2 separate regions of the Homo sapiens genome follow, and region 1 is linked to region 2. The links are chromatin loops, found by intact Hi-C in ENCODE. Cell type or tissue: Panc1. All regions are shown on one strand.

The links. A loop is a pair of places that touch in the nucleus more often than their neighbours do. Peaks named below come from ENCODE experiments on the same cell type or tissue, not always from the same donor. Only the 100,000 strongest peaks of a DNase experiment are listed, where the experiment ranks them.
Region 1: a loop joins it to region 2, with 5 times the contacts of the local background. A loop is called at or near these places in 6 of 110 quality-filtered maps.

Annotation. Positions count from the first base shown.
Region 1 is chr1:236,744,640-236,752,639 of GRCh38, reverse strand. It overlaps ACTN2 (actinin alpha 2), which reads right to left. Exons shown (of 21, transcript NM_001103.4): 12 at 7,864-8,000; 13 at 4,865-4,973; 14 at 3,376-3,516; 15 at 988-1,170. Among named protein-coding and RNA genes, the nearest start is that of MTR, 47 kb to the left of the region's middle. In Panc1, CTCF peaks have their summits at 3,735 and 3,942; no DNase peak of the experiment used is centred here.
Region 2 is chr1:236,099,326-236,107,325 of GRCh38, reverse strand. No RefSeq gene overlaps it. Among named protein-coding and RNA genes, the nearest start is that of NID1, 38 kb to the right of the region's middle. In Panc1, CTCF peaks have their summits at 3,287 and 3,510 (motif pointing left); a DNase peak (open chromatin) is centred at 3,475; H3K27ac peaks cover 3,385 bases.

The DNA.
Region 1 (8,000 bases), 650 kb before region 2:
GAAGAGGTTGCAATGAGCCGAGATTTTGCCTCTGCACTCTAGCCTGGGCAACAGAGTGAGACTCTGTCTCAAAAAAATAAACATAATAAAAACGAAAAATAAAAAATGATATATTTCCTCCCCCCGCCCCCACCCCCGCAAGAAAACTACTTAAATCAGTTTGTTTCCTGTCTCTCTTTGGGTGTTCGTTAGGAAGACCAGAGCTAAATTTAAAGCTCAGATGCACTAATTAACTACTGTTTCTCGGATAAATACTTTCCTTTTCCTCATACCTGTTTTTGTCTTTTGCGCTGTTTATAACTAACTTGCAGCACGTGTGTTTTTATAGTAAAAGCCACTTCAGACCCACGTGGTGGACTTATTCCTCAAAGACTATGATTGGCATACTGAGATGACTAATTGTGCTATAATTTCAACCATGAAAAGAAATGTCCCAATCTTAAAAATCAGACAAAAGGGCTCAAATTATCCCATTTGGACCATAATTACATTTGTCGATAGTTGCCCCAAATTTAAAAGGCTGCAAGTTAGTAAGAATACTTTCATTCCCAAGATGTCGTTTTCTAAGCAATTTTTCTGCATTTAAAATTCATACACATCTGGGACATGTCTATATCATATTCTAAAAATTCTTTTAAAAAGTACTGTAAGTACTTGTAACCAAGTTTTTAACCAAATTTCCAGTTGGGGCTTTAAAAACCATTTCCTTTATGGTATTAGGATCATAACCTACAGTGGTTGTGTCAACATTTATAAGATTTTCCTTAAGTAAAATAATCTCTGCTTTCTTTCCCCACAAACTGCAGACGCTGCTGAAGGGTCCTTAAGAGTTTGTCACGTTTTGCCTGTGAAATTTGGGATAAAGGAAAATCCTGATCATGATGCAAAATGAGGCCGTCACCCTAAGTCCCCGAGGCGTTAACTTCCTCCTTCGACGTCAGCTTCAAGAATGCCCCCTGGTCCCACACCAGGCCCTCAGCCACCCACCTTGTCCCACTTGGTCCGGAGCTCATCCATGGTGACAGTGCTGTACGGGTTGCTTGAGCTGATTCTGATGTTGTAGCTCTGAATCACCTTCTCCACCTCGTTCTGGATGGCCATGATGGACTGCCGCTCTCCGTCCGCCTCGGGCAGCGTGGCCTTGAACTGCTCATGCGCAGTGATCAGACTCTACACCCGAGACACAAGTGGAGAAAAACAATGTGGCTTGAGTGTTAATTTCAAAGGCTTTGATATTCCTTTCCGCACACAAGTAAATGCCTTGATGATTGCAAGAGTCTCTGGAGAAAAACACATTCTGAATGCTTTAGAAAAAACTCTTTAGGTACACAGAAGTCAAGTTCCTGGAAAATGGAAAAAGGATGTCATGATGACTATTAATAATATTGGTGGCTATTCATGTAGAGTCTTTTAAAAAATAATTTTTTTTAATCAGTTTTCCTTTCACTGATTTTGATCACCAGCTATTGTTTAGGTCTTTCTTATTTTCTGCTGACGAGCAGAACTTAACTTAGCGGCACTTCCTTTTTTTTTTTTTTTTTTTTTTTTTTGAGACAGGGTCTCGCTAGGTCACTCAGGCTGGAGTGCAGTGGTGCAATCATGGCTCACTGCAGCCTTGAACACTTGGGCTCAAGTAATCCTCCTGCCTCAGTCTCCTGAGTAGCTGGGACTATAGGGCATACATCATGATGCCTGGCTAATTTTTTTATCTTTTGCAGAGACAGGGTCTCATTATGTTGCCCAGGTTGGTCTCAAACTCCTGGCCTCAAGTGATCCTCCCCGCCTGGCCTCCCAAAGTGTTGGGATTACAGGTATGAGCCACCATGCTCAGCCCTTAGATGCCCTTTCTAATGGCCAGTGTTACCTTTGCAGTCCTACAAAAGCATCTAACATTTGCTACCATTATATCTAAAGAAAACCAGGAAGTACATCCCTATTCCTCAAAAAGAAAAGGTCACAGAAACCAACTCTTCCCAGAAGGCTCTCTAAAGAGCCATTTATCAAACCTATTCTTTGACCTGAACATGAGCAGCCCCACAAATTCAGCGGCTCAAAGACCTCACTGCCTCGTGGAGCACCTTTGAGTGTGAAGCTACTGTTCTCTTTAGGTGCAGCAACAGGTCAGCTGCCAACAGAGCTTTGACAAAGAGTGTGACTTCCAAGGCGTGCTTAGAGGTCTCACTTATTCCAAAAATAAACGATTTTAGACTGTTGGCCTGTGCTTAAGAGTGCACGCAGGAAACACCATCGGAGCCTCTTTCAAAAGGCAACTCCAATGTTCATGGAAGCACTTTCTTTCCCCTGGCGTGCAGGTGCAAACCCTTCTAGACGGCTCCTGGTAGGGAGGTGTGGTTTCAAATCCCAACCTTCAGGATTTCCTTTCTACTTGGATTCTTTTTGATGACATATCTATTTTACAGAAAAAAAAGAGTAAAAAGTATTTTCTCTTTTTATTCTATTATACATCAAATTCACTGTACAAATTCTCTAAATAAATTATGTCCTGGCTAACCGAGATTAACTTTCCTCCCTAACGTCACCACTTAGAAGCTTTGTTTATAGTTCTGAAGTTCCAGAAAAAACTATAAGCAGAACATTTTAGATTGGCAGTAGGCAAAAGGTAGGTGCTGATTTGTGGCTTCTTATGGTTTACAATCTGGCAAAAAACTCTGTAGATCTAAATAAACAGTAATATGCACACGTTTGCAAAGTAGTTAACTCAGCAGCTAGTACACTTACAACTTTTTCATGAATAACTCCAAGAGCACATATGTTTATTTTGCTCAATGATGCAGCAGTTGTTGTAGTTGTAGTTGTCGTTGTTGTTGTTGTTGTTGTTGAGACAGGGTCTCACTCTGTTACCCAGGATGGAGTCCAATGGCGTGATCTTGGCTCACTGCAACCTCTGCCTCCCAGGCTCAAGCGATCCTCCCACCTCAGCCTTCCCAGTAGCTGGGACTCCAGGCGTGCACCACCACACCCAGCTAATTTTTTTTTGTATTTTTTGTAGAGACGGGGTTTTGCCACATTGGCCAGGCTGGTCTCGAACACCTGAGCTCAAGCAATCCACCCGCCTCAGCCTCCCCAAGTGCTGGAATTATAAGCATGAACCACTGCGCCCAGCCTCAGCATTCTTTTTTAAAGAACAGAGCTTCTGAGACACATTCACCATTACTTGATTGATTTTAACGGGTTTGCAACACAGAGTACTAAACACATTTTTAAGCTAAGGTTCAAGGGTAATTTGGGCTTTCTAGCCACATTTGTTAATTTTTTTTTAAAGCAAGAAAACAAGAAACCAAATAACAGGACTCTTAAGTTTAAATGACAACTCACTTCTAATGCATAGGGCATACAGAGTTGCGGTTCCATTACCTGGATCTCCTCAATGCTGTGGACAATGAACATATCTTGCAGATCCTCCATAGCGCCCTCCATCCAATTGTTGAAAGGAGCAGCCCTCTTGGCAAACTCCAGGTGAAGCTGATCAATGGTTTCTAGCAATTTCTCCATTCTCTAAAGAATAAAGAGAAGCAAGCATTATCATAGACTAATTAAAAAATTCACTGAAAGTGTAAGTAGGCGTTCCATAAGAACAGACTATTCTCTGATATTCTGTTAATCGTATTAGCATGTGTCTACAAAAGATTACCCGATGCTCAAACAATTAGGCTGAGCCCTGCAGGTCTCTGAGGTGCCTTCTGAATCAAAGAAGGATTTCATAACATCCAGAGCAGCCTCATTTTTAAAGTGTCTAAAGTACTTCACTACATGCTACTTTTCTGAAAACTGAGACTCCACATACGGCATACTGTAACTTGCTTTCAGCTAAAGCAGGACTTTATAAGAGGACCTGATTCCCTAACTGTGCCAGATTAACAGAAAATGCAGGGCATCTTCCACGTTTTAGAGTCAACATGTGCAGAGAAGTTGTGTGCCTTTCCCAAAGTCACCTACCTAATGGAGAGAGAAGGAACTGCAGGTTCATGCTCTCAAATCCTCATTCAGGATTTAACACAGATCACCTCTTGCCTTTCTGGGCATATGAAAGCACAAGATTTCAAGCAACAGGATGATCCTGCGCTTGTTTCCCATGGCAGACAAGTGGGGGCAGAAGGGGAAGGCATCTCCGTAGCTTTAAGCCTTCCATAATTAGGTTCATTTTTCCCTCCTGTTCTAAAATGTTTTGTGCTGTCTCTGTTACATGTCTGGTCTTTCTCTTGACATCTCTTTCTTTAAGCAGATATGTCACAGCCATTTGGCATTTGGGAAGCTTGATATTGGGTTATCTCAAAAGTATCATCAGAGTCAAGCAGAAAAGACTCAGGGAACTGGTAAACTGCTGGTTTCTCTCACGTGGGAGATGTCTTCCATGGTTAAAGACAATTAGGGGCAGTTAAACACAAGATACCCACTGTGTCTTACACTTAGTCTTACACTTAAATAAGGCCAAATTCGTCCCAATTCTGTTTCCTATCAATGTACTCACTTCAACACTTGGTTCCATCTTCCCTTTGCACATCTCTGATTTCCCGACTCACTCACAGCTCAATTTACTCAGGTAGAAGGACTTTTGGAAACGTACTGTTACTACCAGATACAAAGTAGATTTATGCCGTAATCTCATCACCCCTGGATTTTTTAAAATTGAAAAATATACTTCGCTGCTGTCTGGATAAATTACAGCACAAAGCTCCCAACTTCCCATTTCCCTCTTTCTTCCACTTTTCATGTTTTCTTTAGAGGTTCCTTTCACTAGGCAACCTGTTTCATGCCACAGAGAAACACACAATGAATACCAGTGATTTAATTAAAGAGCTTCTATTAAAAGATTTCATGTCAACAAGTGGCTTCAATACTTCACCTCTAGGGCTTCTCTCCTCTTCTGAGTAAGCGTTCCCAGTCGGTCCCACTGGTCACAAATTTTCTGGCACCGATCATTGACATTCACAGCGTCGTGATAGTCCAGTTCACTATTAAAAGTGAAAATAAATAAAGATTAACTTTCCCAGATGATGAGAGAAAATGAACATGGGCTAAAAAAGAAAAATAACAGGGAAGTTTAAAAACAAAAACATCTGAAATGTATCCACATGGACATAGAGAGTGGGCTGATAGACAGTGGAGGCTCAGAAGGGTGAGGGGGTGGAAGGGTAGGTGGATGATGAAAAATTACTTAGTGTGATTTCATACAATGTATGTTATTTGGGTGATGTCTACCCTAAAAACCCTGACTTGGCCACATGTAGCAAAACTGCACTTGTGCCCCACCCCACCTACATTTATACACATAAAAGAAATAAAAAATAAAAATCTGATAGAGAACTGGGATGGTATTTCAGGGTTTTGTTAACTGTCATCACTGTAAACATCACTCCTCTCAGATAAATCACAAGAAGAATTCATAAAACTTTCGCTGGCCAACAGATTTCTAAACAGAGAGAACCGTTGTCTTCTTAATGCCGCAGGCTCAATTTATTTCCCCTTCCTTTTCTTGGAGAGGCCCCCAGAGAGCATTATTTCTAAGTGGCAATGTCCCTATGAGTGAAGGTCGGAAGACATCACTCTCTGACCTGGAGGACAGTCCTGTGGGCCAGGATGCAGCCACAGTGACTGGGGAGGGAAGAGTCAGCCTGCGCCACATTGTGTCCTTGGCTTCCCTAGAAGGGCACTTGGCCTCACCACTGGGTAGAGTATCAGGTCCAGAATGGCACCATGACTTTATCTAACATAGCGGGATTTCTGAAATGGGGCCGAACTGAGCCCTTCCACTTAGAGACAGAAAGGTTCTGACTCATCTAATGCCACTAGAGTGACAAGCAAGGGCAAAATGATTTCTCACTAAATCCTTACTTTTCCTTGCCAGATCCATCTATGCATTCTACCTGGGGTCTTTCTGTGCACACCACTGAAGCAATTTTTTTTTTTTTTTTGAGACAGGGTCTTGCTTTGTCATCCAAGCTGGAGTGCAGTGGGGGTGATCATACGTTATTACAGCCTCAGACTCTTAGGCTCAAGTGATCCTCCTGTCTTAGGCTCCCAAGTAGCTGGGACTACAGGCATGTGCCACTACACCCGGCTCTTTTCAAAAATTTTTTAGAGATGGAGTCTTGCTGTGTTGCCAGGCTGGTCTCGAACTCCTGGTCTCAAGCAGTCCTACCTCCTCAGCCTCCCAAAGTACAAGGATTACAGGTATAAGCCACTGCACCCAACCTAAAGCAAATTCTTAACTAGAAGCTTAACCCAGTACCTCCAGGGATAACAAGTTTGAATCCTGTACAAAACTTAATCACCTTTTTCATTCAGATATAAATCAAGAACCATGGAAGTTTAAAGACATCTTCAGGAGGCTGCTTCAAAAACAGTCCAGGATTAGACAACTTTGAAAAGTCCCCTCCTACCCTACCAAATCCATTTTCTTAAAGCTTAAGTTCGTTTTCTTTTTTTTTTTCTTTCTTTTTTTTTTTTTTTTTTGAGATGGAGTCTTGCTCTGTCGCCCAGGCTGGAGTGCAGTGGCCTGATCTCGGCTCACTGCAAGTTCCGCCTCCCGGGTTCACACCATTCTCCTGCCTCAGCCTCCTGAGTAGTTGGGACTACAGGTGCCCGCCACCATGCCTGGCTAATTTTTTTTTGTATTTTTAGTAGATACGGGGTTTCACCGTGTTAGCCAGGATGGTCTTGATCTCCTGACCTCGTGATCAGCCCACCTCAGCCTCCCAAAGTGCTGGGGTTACAGGCGTGAGCCACTGTGCCCAGCCAGAACGTGGCAGTTTTAAAACGTAATATATTGAAATAAATTTTTATTATTTAATTTTTGAAGTTACCATTATGTGACAGGCTCTAAACATTCTACAGATGTATCAGTGATTATAATGGTGGGGAAAGGAGTAGGAAATAAAATGTTGTCTTTATTACAAGGGAAAAGGACCTGAAGAAAGCTCAGAAACACGGCATGGAGGCTCTTCTCCCTGAGGGCAGCCGCACCCCAGGGCTCACACTACACAGAGCGGGAACTGAGAACATTCACTCCGTGCCAAATCCAGCCTAGGCTCAAATGTCGTGTCAGTTCTTCCCATAAAACCAAACGCATGAAAGTGAAACAGCACTTAGGGGATGATAAAGCAAAGTGGGGTCCTGACGTCTCTTCTGCACACGTGAGGCAGTGCCCACTTTTTTGTTTTATTTTGTTTTGTTTTTTGTTTTTTTGAGACGGAGTCCCGCTCTGTCGCCCAGGCTGGAGTGCAGTGGCGCGATCTCGGCTCACTGCAAGCTCCGCCTCCTGGGTTCACACCATTCTCCTGCCTCAGCCTCCCGAGCAGCTGGGACTACAGGCACCCGCCACCAGGCCCGGCTAATTTTTTGCATTTTTAGTAGAGACGGGGTTTCACCGTGTTAGCCAGGATGGTCTCGATCTCCTGACCTCATGATTCGCCCGCCTCAGCCTCCCAAAGTGCTGGGATTACAGGCGTGAGCCACCGCGCCCGGCCAGTGCCCTCTGTTTTGCTTGGTTTTATGTTGATTTCAGGACAGGCTATATTCTGCTTCTTGCACCTGGCCTGGGTGAGGCCGCCTTCCCATAGCTTTCTGGGCCCCAATATTCCAGACTTATTTCTCATCTTGCTGGAAGCGGAGCTGCCTGTGCTGAGGGCCGGGGTGCTGCTGGATGGTAGGACATAGGGATTCTACCACAATCTAAGAACCAAAATCTGTTTCTACATTTAAAGAAACAAGGAGAATCCCTGCACAGAGTGCCTCCAGCGTGGTTCCCTCTGCGTTTAGTCAGGAAAGGCAAGGCAGGCCTTTCTCTCCCCTCTCTGTGGAATCCCAGGGGCTCCCGGGAGGACGGAGGGCATCTGCACATACTTGAGCTCCTGCGCGATGGCTGCGATCTGCTCCACGCGGTCCTGGTGCGCTGCCAGGTCGCTCTCGAACGCCTCGTGCTTCCGCAGCAGAGCCCGCACCTCTGTCAGCGACGCCGACTCGTAATCCTTCTGCAGCAA
Region 2 (8,000 bases):
AATTTCTGAGAAATTAGTCGGTAGAGAGCAGAAAGCAAACGTGAGAAGATATAATTAAAGAGGCCAGATAGGGATAAAGGGCTTATTTACATCAAGAGTCTTTCAAAGAAAAGAGAAACCAAGCAGTCAGTTGAATGTTAAAAAAAAAAAAAAAAATTAGAAACAAGGCAAAGACAAATGACCATACCAGAGGAAGCAGATACATCAAAAAGTCAGAAAGATAATGAAAGATGAGAATCTCATTGTAGAGTATACAGGTTTAGATTAATTATCAAAAGCTCCGCACACACATTTGGAGAGAAAAAAGAGAATGCAAATTCAGAGAAAACTCAAAGTCCTCAGTTATTTCCTTCCCATCTCCCTCAGCCTCAGTTTCCCCATCTTATGAAACCAGATGACCTGTAAGGCTCCTTTCATATCCATATTTGTAATTCTACAAAATAAATAGCTGCATGAAGATCTTTTACTTCTCAGTTTTTATCTCCAAAATTTCGTAGCCAATTTTTGTAGAGAAAATAAAAATTACATATGAGCAAGAAAGGCTAATTAAAATAATCTTACCACCTAGAGATAGCCACTGTGAATATCTTTATGTATATTCTTCCCTATTCATATAGGCATACATAGAAATAATTTTGTATAAATTTTATTATGGCCTTTTTTTTTTTTTTTGAGATGGAGTCTCGCTCTGTCGCCCAGGCTGGAGTGCAGTAGCGCCATCTCGGGTCACTGCAGGCTCCGCCCCCCGGGTTCACGCCATTCTCCTGCCTCAGCCAAATATTGCAAGGATGTTTTCTTGTCTTGGTTTCCTTTCCACACCATTGTCTGTGACCGCTGCCAGGTATTTTAGTCTAATGAAAGTATCGGTATAATATTAGTTGCAGTGAAAATGTGTGTCCAGATTGGAAAAGATGAAGAAAGCTGAGAAAAACAACATTTTTCCTTGCATGATGCCTTCTACTTTACAAAAGACTTGTATAAAAGCTTTGTATGGGAGGCCGAGGCGGGCGGGTCACGAGGTCAGGAGATCGAGACCACGGTGAAACCCCGTCTCTACTAAAAATGCAAAAAAAATTAGCCGGGCGTGGTGGTGGGCGCCCGTAGTCCCAGCTAGCTACTCGGGAGGCTGACGCAGGAGAATGGCATGAACCCAGGAGGCGGAGCTTGCAGTGAGCCGAGATTGCGCCAGTGCACTCCACCCAGCCTGGGTGACAGAGCAAGACTCCATCTCAAAAAAAAAAAACCAAAAAAAAAAAACAACTTTGTAATCAGCCGGGTGCAGTGGCTCACACCTGTAATCCCAGCACTTTGCGAGGCCCAGGCAGGCGGATCATTTGAGGTCAGGAGTTGGAGACCAGCCTGGCCAACACGGCGAAACCCCATCTCTACTAAAACTACAAAAATTAGCTGGGTGTGGTGATGCATGCCTGTAGTCCCAGCTACTTGGGAGGCTGAGGCAGGAGAATCACTTGAACCCTGGAGACAGAGGTTGCAGTGAGCCAAGATCACGCCTCTGCATTCCAGCCTGGGCGACAGAGTGAGACTCCATCTCAAAAAAAAAAAAAAAAAAAAAAAAAGCTTTGTAATCTACAAAGTGTTTTTACATCTTCTCTTAAGACTGCCCAACTAGCAGCGTCTAGCATATGGGTAGTGTCAATAAGTGTTATTAAATAAATGGGAAATCAAACAAATATGCATTATCATATGTATCCTTATGAAACTGGGATTTGGTAGGCCTCATTCTCATAATTTTATGAATGTTTTAAAGCTGCATCTATTACCTTGATAAAATCCATTATAATTTACATAGTATCCACACAGACCGATCTCATTTAAGCCTCCCAGCCACTCTGTAACTAACTAGGGTAGATAGCATCAGTCTCATTAAAGAGAGGCAGAGGCTGAGGTGGAGATAATCAGGGTCAGATAGTCAATCAGCGGAAGAGCTTGACCTTAGACTCAAACCCATGACACTTTCAACTGCTTCCCGACTGTGACCAAATGTCCCGCCCCACCTTTATTTAAGCAGTTTGTGCTATAGTGAGGCAGAGTCACCAGCATGCAGGTAAATGTTTAAAGTTCAGCTCTGGGGGAGTGGAGGGAGCCCTGATTTGTGGAGTTCGCTGATTTCTCTGGTGTGAATACTGCCACATGGCGGATTTGAAACTACTGACACAACGTCATGGTGTCATTGTGTAGAGACGTGCACAATCAGCTCAAAGGTGCTAGCTGGCTCCAACGCATCCCTGGGTGGAATGAACTTTCTTTCCACCTGATCGTTAATTCCTGGAGGCCAGGAACCACATCTCTTTGCAGTTTTCACTGTGCTATGCACACAGACGGCAGTGCATCAGCGTTCGGGCTCAACATCAGGGTTCAGCCTGGGTTTCCCATTCTCTGGTTTCCTCACCTGCCAGCCCTCTTCCCCTGGACCTGGGGAAGTACTTGGAGACAATCCTGCCCCCTTTACCATTTCCCTTTCCTTCCTCTCCATTCATGTCCCGGTCACAGCCTGAGGCAGAGTCATGGGCCCAGTGCAAGAAGAAAGGCCATGGGAACCTTAGGATCTCGTGGGGTTTTGTTTGTTTGGCTTTTTGTTTGTTTGTTTGTTGAGACAGGGTCTTACTCTATTGCCCAGGCTGGAATGCAGTGGCATAATCACAGCTCACTGCAGCTTTGACCTCTACGGCTCAAGCACACCACTATGTCTGGCTAATTTTTTTAATTTAAAATTTTGTTCTAGAGACAAGGCCTCGCCATGTTGCCCAGGCTGTTGGATCTCATGCTTTGTGGTGTTTTTTGTTTGTTTGTTTTTGAGATGGAGGCTCGCTCTGTCGCCCAGGCTGGAGTGATCCAGCAAGCTCACTGCAAGCTCCACCTCCCGGGTTCAGGCCATTCTCCTGCCTCAGCCTCCCGAGTAGCTGGGACTACAGGCGCCTGCAACCACGCCCGGCTAATTTTTTGTATTTTTAGTAGAGACGAGGTTTCACCGTGTTAGCCAGGACGATCTCGATCTCCTGACCTCGTGATCAGCCCGCCTCGGCCTCCCAAAGTGTTGGAATTACAGGCGTGAGCCACCGCGCCAGGCCGCTTTGTGGTCTTTTAAGACCAAGCTTAGAGTCTTCTTCCTGTCCTGGAGTTCCGGCACTCACCTTCTCAAGAAGCTTGGGCAGCTGCTTCCATGGGGGCCAGTGGGAGGAAGAGAGGGAGCAGATGGGAGACGGCTCTGACCCTCAGTACCGCAGGGCCGTTGCTTCAAAACTGAACTGGCACAAAACCCATCAACTGTTTGGAAACCAGGATTCCTGGCTTCTGGTTTTACTGCCCAGGGCTACAACTCTTGGGGCTATTTTTCTTGCCAGACATCTTACTGGGATTTTCTGCTGTGGAGAGCACCTCGTGCTGGTCTGCGCTGATAAAGAAATGTCATTTTCTGGAGGGTTGGTTGATGTGCGGATCTTGAAACAACGAAGAGCGCGCAGGGAGGCGGAGAAAAGACAGACTTTGGCGCCATCTACTGGAAACTTCTGTTTCTGCATGATGTGGATGAATTGGATAAAACTGACAAAATGGAAATTGTATGTATATTCTGTTCTTTGATACATGATTGATGTCGAAAATCTCTTATAAGAAGAAATATAGAAAACATATATTTAATGAATCATGAGTTAAATTCTAACTTCTCCTCTACTAAAACTTCTATCAAATCTGCTGTCAGGCAAAAATGGTTGAATTTTCATTCTACTCCAACCCACCCTCCCTTACAAATACTGTGCTAATATTCAGCAACATAGCAAGGACTAGAGAAGGGACAACAGCCAAAACAAAGGCTGCGCAAGTCCACTGGCCTGAAAATCAAGTCCAGAGAAAAGGGAAAGTGATTCTACCTGCAAACCAACCCAGCCCCTTGTCTGAGGAGGGGGTGGACAGGTACCTCCAGCAACTTCTAAAATCAAGTGACCACAGCAAAACGGAAACAAGAAAAGATGCACCAGCTGCAGTCACCGCCGAGCCCCTGCTTAGCGGCAGCTTTGCTGGAGAGTGTCTCCCTTTTGTGGGGTGGGGCCAGAGCCTCAGACACCTGGTGTTGGGGGCAGATGCCTTCCCTCATTCCAGCTTCACCTTCGGAGGCTGATCTACAAAGGCCAAGCCCCAGGCCGCTGGGCTTCATTTCCACACCAAAGAGCAGAGTCAGCCATGCCTCAGGCTGCTTTCTCTCTGCCACGTTTAAGTTTTAGTTCATTCAAATCCATCTTCAGCAACTTAATTGCCGTACAGTATTTCAGCACACTGAAAAATAACCTTTTCTCACACCGAAAGCACTAGACCTGTTTTTTCAGTGCTGTGATTTGTTGTCTGATATCATTCAGAGCTTTTCAAAAGCTGCCGCCGCTATCATCTTGCAACGGCCTGTGAAGTGGGTGGGAAGGTGCTGCTCCTAGTGCCAAGAGGGGAAACTGAGGCCCCTAGAAGGCTGAGCGCGTCCCGTCACCGCGCACGGCCCCTCCAGTGCCTCAGCCAGGTTCTCAGCCTCTCTGTGATGACTTGCAGACCAGGGAGGTTGACCTCATGTGGAGTTCCGGGTGGGGCCACCCTCACCAAAGCCTGCAGGGAGCTGCTGTCCCACCCACCCACCCCAGGCTGCCGGGGCAGGTGTTTCTGGGGCTGAAAGCAGAAATGTAGGGGAGAGAAAACACCCCCAAGGACTCTGTGGAGAACACTGAGCTGGGGGGTGGGTTGATACGAGTTCACCAGTTATATACATTTTAAACAGAGACGGGGCTTCGCTATGTTGACCAGGCTGGTCTCGAACTCCTGGGCTTAAGGAATCCTCGTATCTTGGCCTCCCAAAGTGCTGGGATTACAGGTGTGAGCCACCGTGCCCAGCCTTCACCAGCTATTTGTTGAGCACCTACTGTGTGCTGGTGGCTTCGGGAAGACAACGACAGACCGGACGCTGTGTTGTCCTCAGGAGACGTCCAGTTAGAAGGAGCAGAGACAATGGTACAAATAACTACCATGCAAGCAGGAAATGGCCACTGTGCAAGATGGGCTGTGCTAGAAGACCTCAGAGCAGGAGCGGCCCTTCCACAGGCGGGAGGGACAGGGGAGTGCTTGGGGGGCCTTTAATGGGCCTCCGAATGGGAGAGTAGGTGTGAAAATGGTTTGGGATCAGATAAATTCTGTGCCCACACACTCATGCACACTCATGCACACTCACACTCCCCACACTCACCCACGCATACACATACACCCACATAACACACATGCACAGCCACATTCACACACACAACACCCACATAACACTCTCACACACACTCAGACCCCACACACACACTCACATAGCACTCACACACACCACACACTCATGGACACTCACACTGACACAACACTCACCACACTCACCCACGCATACACATACACCCACATAACACTCACCCACATGCACATCCACATTCACGCACACAACACCCACAAACACCCACATAACACTCACACATACACTCACACCACACACACACCCACGTAACACTCACCCACATGCACATCCACATTCACACACGCAACACCCACAGACACCCACATAACACTCTCACACAAACACACTCACACCACACACATAGCACTCACACACTCATGCACACTCACACCCACATAACACAACACTCACCCACACTCACCCACGCGTACACATACTCACCCCCACATAACACTCACCCACATACACGGCCACCTTCACACATACAACACCCACAAACACACCTACATAACACACAAACACACACACCACACACTCACATAGCACTCACACACTCACACCCACACAACACTCCCATGTACCCACATGACACTCTGACACATATACTCACACACACCCACAGAATTACATTTACATACACATGCACACACGTACACATACACACAACACCCACACACACACATGCATACAAAGACACCATGTACACACACACATGCATACAGAGACACCCACATGACACTCAAATTCACACACACACATTCATGCACTCACCCACCTCCACATTCACACACACACTCATACTCACACTTGCACATACAGGAACAGAGGCACATCCTGAATCCCCCTCCACACCTCAGGCTTCCCAGGGCGGCCTCAGGGGCCCGGTCTCTAGCCCAAATGCCAGAAGGTGTTACTGGTGAGATCCGCTGAAGAGCAGGCCACGTGTGTACTGATGATGCTGAGACTGGCGAAGGTTTTCTCTGAAGCAAGATGAAAGAGGAGCGTTCCTTCCCACCTTGCCATCTTCTAGACTTGATTTCAGCCTTGCCGGGCCCAGGGCTGTGGGAAGCGCGGGGCCGCGCGGTGTCGCTGGCTTGGGCCAATGTGGCTGCTTTGCCAGGTTTCTAGAACCAAAAATGTTGGGGTGAATTACGGGCCTGGGAGCTACTTCTGTGTTTTCTGGGGACTCCCAGCCCTCCCAGAGGTGGGACGGTGGTCACCAAAATTGTTCAGTGGTGGAGTGTTTTGGGTTTTGTTTTGTTTTTAGGGTGTGTGGCGGTCAAAGATGGAGCAGAGTGGTGCAAAAGGCTCAAGCTCTGGAATCAAACAGATCCCAGTCTCAGTCCAGCTCTCCACCAGCTCTGCCCCCTCGAGCCAGCTCTCTGCACCCCACTTCCTCATCCATAAAATGCTGTTGATAATAGTACCTGCCTCATGTAGTAGGTGTATCAAAGGAAACTGCTGGGGATTCGTATGCTGTCTAGCACACTGGATGTACTCAATGCATATGAGCAATACTATTACTATCGTTAGGCACGAGGGAAAGAGGGAAGGAAGTCGAAGAAGACTCGGGTTTTAGACAGAGCGAGTCGGGGAAAGGTGGTGTCTTGGGCTGGATGAGGAACCCAGGCGTGCAAGTGCATTTGGGAAACCTGTGAATTCCAGTTTTGGAAGTGCTGAATTTAGGATGCCTGGGGGACATGGATGGAAGCGGCCACTGCATGTTGAGAAGAGAGACTGGGCTGGAGTTGGAGATGGGGGATTCACAGCACATAAGGGGAGGTCTGGGCCAGCAGAGGACAGGAGGTCATTTGGAAAGGGAGCTTCCAATAGGAAGAAGACAGAACCCAGAGGGCCCAGCATGCAGAGGTGGTGGGAAGAAGGAAGCCCACAGGGGTGCGGGGGATTGTTGCAGATGGAGGAGGGAGGCCATCAGAAGGGACCCTGCCGAGGGAGAGGAGACCTCAGCCAGCACCCACTGGGTGCCTCACTTCTACTGAGCAGCCTACAAAGATAGGTGAGACCCTGGCGTGGCTCTGAAGAAACTGACAGACTCTAGGAGCTCCTGCAATTCTGTTTAATTGCTTCTTTTCTTTCTTCTCTCTTCCTTATGAACAAAGACTCTTCAGTCTTTGCTTATAAGGTAGAGCCTGTGGGAGCTCAGAGGCTCAGCCCTCTGTGTAGGGGGCAGGTCTGCTGAATGCATTACGTGGGTGGGCTGGCCAGACCAGATGTCCCGAGTTGCCTTCCAGATCCACGGAGCTTCCCCCGGGGCATCATGGCACACCGCCCCAGACAGTCGGTAGTTTGAGAAGAGAGTTAAATGCTCTGTTCGGGAAGGAAGGAAGTGTTGGAGGTCTCTAGGAATGCTATGCAGCTATATTACCATCTTTGGGATAGCAAAAGTTACATGCATTTCAAATTAATTTTAAAGCATGTCTAGCTTTGCAACAAAGCCACACATGTCTAGGGCAGGCAAGAAGCTAGATTTATGCAAATCGAATGATTAAATGTAAACACGTGTTAGAGGGAGCCTGATGGCTGGGCTCGGTGGCTCATGCCTGTAATCCCAGCACTTTAGGAGGCCAAGGCGGGTGGATCACCAGAGGTCAGGAGTTCAAGACCAGCCTGTCCAACATGATGAAACCCTGTCTCTACTGAAAATACAAAAACATTAGCCGGGCATGGTGGTGTGCACCTGTATTCCCAGCTACTTGAGAGGCTGAGGCACGAGAATCAC